2 separate regions of the Homo sapiens genome follow, and region 2 is linked to region 1. The links are chromatin loops, found by intact Hi-C in ENCODE. Cell type or tissue: HepG2. All regions are shown on one strand.

What was found. A loop is a pair of places that touch in the nucleus more often than their neighbours do. Peaks named below come from ENCODE experiments on the same cell type or tissue, not always from the same donor. Only the 100,000 strongest peaks of a DNase experiment are listed, where the experiment ranks them.
Region 2: it touches region 1 in a loop (7-fold over the local background); 3 of 110 quality-filtered maps call a loop at or near these places.

The regions. Positions count from the first base shown.
Region 1 is chr11:32,790,947-32,795,946 of GRCh38, reverse strand. CCDC73 (coiled-coil domain containing 73) reads left to right here and starts at 1,285. Exons shown (of 18, transcript NM_001008391.4): 1 at 1,285-1,334. RefSeq lists silencers at 2,790-2,909, 2,920-2,969. In HepG2, a CTCF peak has its summit at 2,878 (motif pointing right); no DNase peak of the experiment used is centred here; H3K4me3 peaks cover 299 bases; H3K27me3 peaks cover 533 bases.
Region 2 is chr11:32,428,837-32,433,836 of GRCh38, reverse strand. All of the region lies in intron 1 of WT1 (WT1 transcription factor), which reads left to right. Among named protein-coding and RNA genes, the nearest start is that of WT1-AS, 4.2 kb to the left of the region's middle. RefSeq lists promoters at 1-568, 2,598-2,989, a silencer at 520-657 and enhancers at 2,949-3,668, 4,692-5,000. In HepG2, a CTCF peak has its summit at 2,541 (motif pointing left); no DNase peak of the experiment used is centred here; H3K27me3 peaks cover 4,004 bases.

The DNA of each region.
Region 1 (5,000 bases):
AGGCCAAGGCGGGCAGATCACCTGAGGTCAGGAGTTCAAGACCAGCCTGGCCAACATGGTGAAACCCCGTCTCTACTAAAAATACAAAAATTAGCCAGGTGTGGTGGCAGGCGCCTGTAATCCCAGCTACTCGGGAGGCTGAGGCAGGAGAATCGCTTGAACCCGGGAGGCGGAGGTTGCAGTGAGCTGAGATCGTGCCATTGCACTCCAGCCTGGGGGACAAGAATGAGACTTTTTCTCAAAAAAAAAAAAAAAATTTGAGGGCAGGAACCACTTCTTTTACATTTTGGTAGCATGCAAAAACAATGTAGGCCTGAAACATATTACATTCTTATTGAATGACTATTCAACATAACATACTGAAACATAGCATTAGTTAGGTGCTTAAAATAGGTGTGATTATCAGTATAATTAGAACTGCAGTTTTTTTTCTATTTCACTTTAAAAATTAAGCAACTTTTCTTTTCTTTTTTTTTTTGACAGGGTTTTGCTCCATTGCCTAGGCTGGAGTGCAGTGGTGCAGTCTTGGGTCACTGCAGCCTTGACCTCCCAGGCTCAATCTATCCTCTTGCCTCAGCCTCCCAAGTAGCTGGGATTACAGCCGCACGCCACCATGCCCGGCTGATTTTTGTATTTTTGGGTAGAGACGGGGGTCTCACCATGTTGCCTAGGCTGGTATCGAACTCCTGACCTGAAGCAATCCTCCCACCTCAGCCTCCCAAATTGTTGGGGTTACAGGCATGAGCCAGTGAACCCTCACACCCGGCTAACATTTATTTTTTGAATTAGTAACACATTCACATGAAGCAAACATCAAAAAGTATAAAAAGCTATTCAGTGAAGTCTCCCTCTCTCTCCCGTTCCCATCCACACACTTCCCATTGCTCCCCACAGGTAATACTTACTCATTTTTCTTTCATCTTTCCAAAGACTTTTTTTTTAAAAAACGAATATATCGGGAGGCTGAGGCAGGAGAATGGCATAAACCTGGGAGGTGGAGCTTGCAGTGAGCCGAGATCGCGCCACTCCACTCCAGCCTGGGCGACAGAGCGAGACTCCGTCTCAAAAAAAAAACCAAAAACAAACCGAAAACAAACAAAAACAAAAAAGAATATATAAGCCAATACATGTTGTACTTAAGGAAAAACATCAAATATCCAGGTATCTTTTCCGAAGCTTGTATTTAAAAAGAAAATAAAATCAATCATATTTTGCCCCAGATGCTCAAGATTACCCACGTATCTTAGGCTAATGACCTTCAAGCCGGAAGTGCCCTAGGGCGGGAAAAGGTGAACCGGAAGGGCCAACAGGAGCTAGAGGCGCGCTTCGCTGAGGTAAGTCGGAGCAGTCACAAGCGTGTAGTTGGGCTGTTTAGGAAGCAGCCCTAATCTTTTCATGCAGGGTCCACTTACGGGTTTGCCCTGCACCTCCAGCTGCGTAACCTACCCTTCCTTGCTCTGGTTGCCAAGGGGCTGCTTTGGCCTGGAGCCTCCTGACTGCTGGGCTGTGTCTAGAATCTTCCACGCTCCCGACCCAGGAGAAGCAGCCACACTGAGGCATCCATCTGGATCTCTGCTTGGGCAGGATTGAGACTGCGGGTGAGTCATGAGGGTCTCGTCTGTTCATCGTGGAGAAGCGCCTTCTGTACATGTGCCTTGCGTGGTGGTGGTTTTTGTTTTAAACCTCATATTTGCCTTATGAATGCAATGCAATCATGTCGATTGTTCTTCTGAAAATTTTCAAACAACTCTGACCGCTCAGAGTTAGCAACATTTGGAACTGTTATTGGTGAATCTCGACTTTTTCTTTGGTGAACGTTACTTTTTGCAGAATGTTTTAAGTATAGTGCGAAAGTTCTAGCGCAGTTGCAGAAGTGTGTAAATTCCCAGGGACATTTCTCTATTTTTTCTTCATTCTGCTGGTGATTTTGTTTCTCCCAAACTGCCTTGCACGAGCAAATTTAAATGGAATCTCACTGGGAATGAAATGACTGCCCTGCTAATCCTGATAATGCTGAATTCTAGATATAAATTATTTGGTCGGGGCGGTGGCTCACATCTGTAGTCCCAGCACTTTGGGAGGCCGAGGCGGGCGGATCACCTGAGGTCAGGAGTTTGAGACCAGCCTGGTCAACATGGTGAAACCCCGTCTCTACTAAAAATACAAAAATTAGCCGGGCGTGGTGGCGGGCACCTGTAGTCCCAGCTACTCAGGAGGCTGAGGCAGGAGAATTGCTTGAACCCGGGAGGCGGAGGTTGCAGTGAGCCTAGATCACTCCACTGCACTCCAGCCTGGGCAACAGAGCGAGACTCTGTCTAAAAAAATAAAATAAAATAAAATAAATTATTCATGTCATTGCTGCAATCTTCCACTTCACTTTGCTGCTGAAAATAAGTGACAACCCTTAAGTCATTTATGGGAACCTTTATGATCAGTGCACTTCTTTTAGAAAGAAAATGTGAAGATTCCACGGAGTCTTCTGCTTATATTGAGATCCTCGAATTGATGATTATTGGTTATTTTGCTTTAGTTGTGATAAATTCCTATGGCTCTCTTTGTTTTATACCTTGAAGAAAAAATCTATACTGAAATATCCCAACCTGAGAATCAGCAAATACGCTGTGGATGGAGTTTCCTCTGTAGTCCTTCACTGGTGTCTTCTCTCAGCCATTTCTTCGGCCAATTTGAGTCTTTACAACTCTCCCTGGTTTCAGGGTTGCCTTGGGGGTAGTTGTTAAGTTTTGGAAAATTAGATTCCCCACTTTGATGATTTATAAAGTGTGTTAATGCAGCTTGAGAAAACGTTTTAATTTCCATACGGCTTCATATCGTAGTGTCAGGAAGGAAGCGAATGACAGATTTTTAAATTCCGAGTGTCCACCAGGCGGCAGCATAGGGTTTTTAGTTTCTTTCGCTCTGGCCGTGTATCCCGTAATAACTGTACAGGTGCGGTGATAGTGTTATTCTAATAGTAATAGATATCATATGTGGAATGCTTATTACACGCCAGGGGCTGGAAGTTATCTCATTTAATCCTAAAAAAACAAACCCCAAACCCTGTACCGTAGGTATTCCCAGTATTCTCCTTACACTTCATGGGAAAACCATGGGAAAGAGATTAAATAACAATGCAAGGCTGATTACACAGCCGACAAGTGGTGGAGCTAGAATTGAAACCCAGATGCTTAACCACTACTTCATGCTAACCAAATTAAAGTTATTGCAAGTTTGATCAAATTGTGAAGGATGCTATAGTTAAGATGAGAAATCTGACTGAGTTTTCTGAAGGAGGTGAAAATTGGGCACTGTTATTTATATAGTGTACCTCAAGACAGTTGGAGGTACACCGTTTCCAAAAGACAGTATTTCCTAAATTGTGTTCCAGGGAGCACTAGTCCTGTGAGATGCTTCAATAAAAAAAGGTTTCTGTGGCCAAAAATACTCTTGGAATTCATTTAAGGACTCTAAAATGTCCTGCAGTGAAGGAACTTGTTTAACCTAACTTTTTTTGAACTCACAGCATTCTTAAACTTCTCTGATTACAGCCGACATTAGTCAATGCTTAGCTTTACCATATGAGTAAATACTTACACATGAGTCAATACTTACCTTTACCATAAGCAGTGTACACTTATGTTTTTTATTTTATTTTTTACTAGTCTAGCCTTTCATTAAAAAAAAAATTCTGGTCAAGACCCATTACATTGATTTTTTGACTCATGAATGAGTCACAGTCTACAGTTTTACTGCACTAGACCGTGGGGTCCTATTTTTTTGTGCTGTGCTTATTAATGGAACACACTTTGGGAAATTGTGTTAGAGCTATAGTTGAAAGAAGTCATCGATTCAATGGTAAATGTCTTTGTTGATGGATTATGTTCTTTTATCAGTCCTGGTAACAGTTGAATGAGAACAGTGGTGGGGATTGTGTGTGTGTGTGTGTGTGTGTGTGTGTATGTGTGTGTGTGTGGTTTTTTTTTTTGAGACAGGGTCTGGCTCTGTTGCCCAGGCTGTAGTACAGTGGCGTGATCTTGGCTCACTGCAGCCTCCACCTCCTGGGCTCAAGTGATCCCTCACCTCAGCCTCCTGAATAGTTGGGACTACAGGAGCACACTACCGCAACTGGATACTTTTTGATTTTGTTTTTTGGTAGAGATGGGGTTTCACCATGTTGCTGAGTCTGGTCTTGAGGTCTTGAGCTCCTGAGCTCGAGCAATTGCACTGCCTCGGCCTCCCAAAGTCCTGGGATTGCAGGCATTAGCCACCACGCCTGGCTGAGAACAGTGTTTTTTTAATTGGGAAATTATTCTTTACAATCAGTTTAGGCCACTAGTGAAGGAAGAACATATAACAATTTTGTAGATTAGAATTTTCCAAAGTATGTTCTTTGGAATACATGTTCCCCAGAATATTAGCTTGTCTTATGAATTATGAAAAAAAGTGTTTCAAGATCAAGGTAAACTTGGGAAATACGGATTAAAGTTAAACAGGCTCCAACAAAGCTAATGGGACTGCTTATCTCTGAAATGGGGAGTTAGTGTATGGGATTTCCCAGATTTATTTGACTGTGGAACCTGTTTTTAGAAATGTATCTTGTGGGCCTTGTGCCCCTTAGAACATACTTTGGGAAATAATCATGTAGATAATTAAGGCAGAAATGTTTTTGTTGTAATGTACATTTAGGTGAAAATTTTTATTGTAAATTATTGATGTCATTTTCCTAATTCGTTTATTTGCTAATATTGACATGACAGAGAAACACATCAGGAAGTCATTCAGCTTTCTTAATTTCCTGATGACCCATGGAAATTTTCTGTTAGTAACAAGAAAAACCTGTATGAGATTTTCTGGCACTGATTAATTTCATATAAAACTAAAACTTATTTTCAGTTAAGTTCAATGAGCAGTACATTTCTAGCTGTGTTGGATTCAACTTTATTAAGCTATTTTGGCAATTCTTGTTTCATATTTGAAAAAAATTGGAGTTTAGTTTAGTTAAA
Region 2 (5,000 bases), 360 kb after region 1:
GAACAAGGACAGGGTTATTCGCTGTGCTTAGTCAGGATACAAGGAGGGAACTCGGCACACGATAAGTATCAGGTTGGTTTCTCATCCCGCGCCGATGCCCGCCCACCTCTCTTTCGCCTGGGCGGCGCGGACCCGAACCTGCGGAGCCCCTGTAGTTTGCCCTCTTCATTTATTTTCAGTGGATTTCCACGCTATTGAGAACCTAAGCCAGTTCGGTTTGATTCGGTAATTTAGTAAACGCTTTACTAATACAATGGCGGATGCTTTTCCTGGAGCAAAATTACTCGAGGGCCTAGGGACCGGGATGTTTTTGGAATGCGTGGGAAGCAGAGTGTATCTTTTGCAGGAGGTACCTTCGCCCAAGGCTCGGGAGAAGGGCTCTGCCCTTGTTGCCCGCCTTCACCCGCGCCTTCTAAACGCGCGTCTTCAGGCCGCTCCTACCTTAGCCTAACCAGGAGCACCCGGCCCCCGCGAAGCCTTGGAGAAATCGAAACCGCCCTTTTCTTCGGGAGAATCTGGGATCACTGTCCTGTGGAGGAACCGCAAGCAGACCCAAGGGTTGCCTCCACTCTATGCTTTTAGTTAGTGAAATTAGTGTTTTGTACTCAAGGGGCGTTGGGACAACTTACTGGTCGCTGAGGCTTGTGTTCTTTGATCAGATCGCGCCACCTTTGTTTAGCAGGCTGGTGTTACTTTTGGGGAGTTTCTAGGTCTCAGTGTCCCCGTCTATAAGAGGACAGCTGAGATGGGCAACCTGGAGATTGGGTCCGGCTTGAAGTTATACTCCATAGATGCAGAAGCGCTACCCACCACCCTCTTGGGGCTTTAAATATGGAACTCGGCAACCCATCTAAACATCTGTGACTGAGAAACAATGAATCCGAGAGCACTGTCTGCATGTGTGCTATTTGGAGGCGGTTGAGAAACCATCGAATCCATGCCCCTGGGGCACAAAATACTACTACGCCATTATCTTTTTAGTACTTCTAGGGGATTTTTGAAACCTGGGTTCTGTCGCTTCGTTTGGGTCCCTTGTCCAGCCCTTTTCAGGGCAGGTCTGGTGCCTGGGATCTTATCACATGTCGTGGGGGGTGGGACTGTGGGTTTTGCAGCCAGCAGGCATTACACTTCTGGAAAATATCTGGATTCTTCTGTAATATACAGGCGTGGCTGCCATGGAGAAAAAGTTAAAAGGGGACCAGGACTAGTAGGTGAATGTATCCTTCTTCTCCACCCTGGAGAAAAAGCCCAATGGAGAGAGGGCCCTAGATTCAAGTCATATAGCCTGGAAGCACCATCTCCAGGTTTAAGTTTTGTCTTGCAGTGAAAACAGATGGGTCCATCTTACCCAGCCCTTGAGGCTCATTGGGCAGCTTGGATGTGAGAAGCGCTCCGGCTGCTATCCTGGAGTGGGCAAGGGTGGCCCTCGAGATTCTGGGTTTATTCTTTGGATTTCCAGGGTTCCTGCTGCTTCCCCAGGAATGCAGGGCCTGGCCCAAGACTTGGGCTGTGAGAGGCAAGGGCATCAACTCTCAAAAATGTGGAAATGGCCATCAGAGCGCCAAGGCCAAACCCCAGGGGAGAGGAATCAAGGCCGTCTCTGGATCCCTAGGGCAGTCTAGCCATGGTGCACAGGCAGGGGCAATTGTTGGTACCCACTCACAACCGCCCAAAACTTCACAAGCATGTTCATATTTTAAATTCTTAAATATTATATCTTGCATCCTAATCTTGTAAACATTAATTTAGCAAACATCAATCGCCTACTTGGTCAGGCACTGGGTTCTGAATATTAATTAAGACAATGGCCTCGAGAACCTTTGCAAGAAGCTCACCAGCTAATCCTGGAGAGGCCCCTTGTTTTGGATGAGGAAATCCAGGTTCTATGAGATTAGGTGGCAGAGGTGGGATTTGAACCCAGACCATGCTAGGGTGTTTCTACTCCTTTTCCAGGGATCTTGGCCCCACCGTTGAGATGGATTTCTTCTGGCCTGCGGGAGGGGCACCAAACTCTTAGTCCATGTGTGGGGGTTGACGGGTTTGTGAGGGCAGATGTGGGGTGAGGACTTGAGTAGCCCCAGACTAGATGCAAGGCTTAAGGAGGAGGGGAAAAAAGCTTGCTTGGGCCGGACGCGGTGGCTCGAGGCGGTTGGATCACCTGAGGTCAGGAGTTTGAGACCAGCCTGGCCAACACGGTGAAACCCTGTCTCTACTGAAAATACAAAAAAAAAAATTGGCCGGGCTTGGTGACGGGCGCCTATAATCCCAGCTACTCGGGAGGCTGAGGCACAAGAATCGTTTGAACCCGGGAGGCTGAGGTTGAAGTGAGCTGAGATCGCGCCACTGCACTGCAGCCTGGGCGACAGAGCGAAACTCCGTCTCGGAAAAAAAAAAAAAAAAAAGAGGTTGCCTGCTAGTCCACTGATCCCGCAGCCCCGCAGGCTCGCAGAACCCTAAGGCATGATTAGGCCTGGGATCATCAGGCCACCCTAGGGTCAGGTGCGGAGGCCTGCGACGCCCGAGGGCCAAAGGCTCCCTCTTCCGGTCACACAGGAGAGGGTATTTTGTTGGGGGACAGGTTTTCCCCAATCACAGTGCAGCTGCAGTCATCGTTTTCAGCCTTCTGAGCACCTTCCTGGCTGAGCCTGCTGTCCATTTCACCCCTCAGCTCTCACGGCCCGGCCAGGCCAGGCGGTTCCCGGCTTCTCTGCAGCCGCCGGCGGGGGAGGAGGGCACAGAGCGCGTCTCGCCTCTTAGCGCACGGTCAAGGTTGCGCTCCCCTCCCGGGCCGGGACTAACCGTGGGAAAGGCGCTACCTTGGCCACTCGATTCTCTCCCTCCAAGGCCTGTACAAGGAGCCTTTGAACACGCTGCTCCTTCCAGCCGGCAGCTTTACCTCCCCTGGCCCCTGCCCCCGCACTCTCCGCGCCAGGCCAAGCGCTGGGCCCAGGGACAGCGCGCTCTAATCAAACCCGTGTCCGATAAGCTTCTAATTAAAAGAGACCTCCCTCCGCTCCGCAGGCGCTTTCACCACTGCCCCTCCCGGGGGGACCTGAAGGAGAGGGTTTGAGGCCGGTCTTTGCCCGCCGAGGTCTGCGTGTCCGGTCTGGGAGGAGGCCTAGGAGGGCTCGCGGGCCACGGGCATCCTTGGGCCCGAGTTCTGGGGTGCGGACGGACGTCTCGAGAGTGGGTGCCGCGACTCGGGACCCACGGCCCTCGCCGGGCACGGACAGTTGCGGAGCAGGGCTCTGAGGATTGTGCAGTGCCCTGGGTCCCTGCCTACTCCTGGGCTCAGGAATGGAGAAGGGTTCGTCTAGAGAAAACTTCTTCGTAGCTTCTATTTCGTCTCTCTCTCTCTCTCTCTCTCTCTCTCTCTCTCTCCCTCCCTCTCTCTCTCTCTCTCTGTGTCTGTCTCTCTTTCTCTCTCTCTCTTTTTAGTGTCCTTTCAGAAATTCGGCCTTCACTCCGGGCAATAGTGGGTGCCCTGAGCCAAATTTCGTTTGTAAGCTCATCTATAGGCCTCAAAGAAGGCCAGGCCTCAGGTTTCAAAAGGAAGTCTGTGGAAGCCCAAACGTGCTCGCCCATGCAGGAGAGCTAACGGGGCCGGGGGTTATCTTTGCCCACTTAGCAGGAGAGAAATGGAGGCCCTCGAGGTCATATGATAAAAGCTAGTGGCTTCTCAAATCCCCAGTGTGTGGTGCTGAGCAGTGTGTGAGACTTAAGCCTGGACCTGTACTATCCGGGAGTTAGGATTTGCCCCCTCCTTCCCTCCCTTGCACTCTGCCACACCACCCTCCAGGCTCATGCCTCTGTTGCCCCAGAGAAGCTTTTTTTTTTTCTTTTTCTTTTTTTTTTTTTCTGGGCGGGGGGTGGTGGTGTGTGTGCATGAGCGTCCGTGTGTGTTTCGAAAATGGAGGTAACGATGCCCTGGGTCCTGCTCATCGGCTGAGTCCTGCTTAAGTCTTTGGAGGCACTTTGGTCAAATAGTGCAAGAGTGGGAGAATGGGTGCTGTTTGACCCAATTTACTCCTGAGAATTTTGTGAAGTTTGGAGACCCAGGGCAGTCCTGGGCCAGGAGGATCTGAGGCTGCTGGGGTGGCCCTGCCAGGATCCCATAGGAGCAGCTCTCCTTAGCCATTGTGTCTGGACTTCAGGCCACAGACTCCGGAACTTGTAGAGGAATGAGACCCCATCCTTGGGTTCCGGGGCCAATGACGTATCTTTAGCCGAAGGATCCTTTTCCCCAGAGGCAGCAACAGCTTTCCAGAAGCTTGTGGGGTATAAGTTTAAAGCAATTTAATAACAAAAATTATAAAAGACTATGTTTTCCAACTGAGGCTCCACGCTCTTTTTCTCACTTTGGGGGGGGGGGGGAATGCTAGGATTTCCCTAGGGGGAAACTGAGGCAAAGGACCGAAGCACTACCATGGAGGGAAAGGGAGATACAGTGTCAGGCACACTCTAAAGGAAATTGGTTGTCCAGCCTGGGGAGTGAGGAAGTTGGCTCCTACAGCAGTGGTCAGGGTCGGACCCCTGGGCGCAAGGTGGGTCCCATAGGGGGGAGGAGGAGGAGAGCGCAGGGTCGCCATCTGAAGGCCCAACTGGAAGGGGCCCTTGTTTTCCCCCTCACCAGCTTTCCCTTGGGTGTCATGGTGTCAGGTCGGGTAGCCCCAGACAGATAACATTACTCGGTAATTACTCTTCCCATTTTTAAGACCAGGCCATTTAACTGGCTCCGAGTAATTAATGAAAGTTGGTGCGCGGGCCCCTGATTTACAGCTCGGAGTCAACGCGGGGTTAGCCCAGCAGATTCATTTCGCTTGCCCGCGCTGCTCCTGCGGAAGAGCTGCAGTTTATTTTTGGGGGGTGAACAACCTTCTCTGTCGATCAGGCAACGAGTTTTATACTTAATTTGCCAGGGGTTCGCTGCAGAAGCGGCAGAGACCGTAGAAGACTGCGGCATAAATAAATTGGGAAAAAGCGAGGTGGGGGTTTTAGTC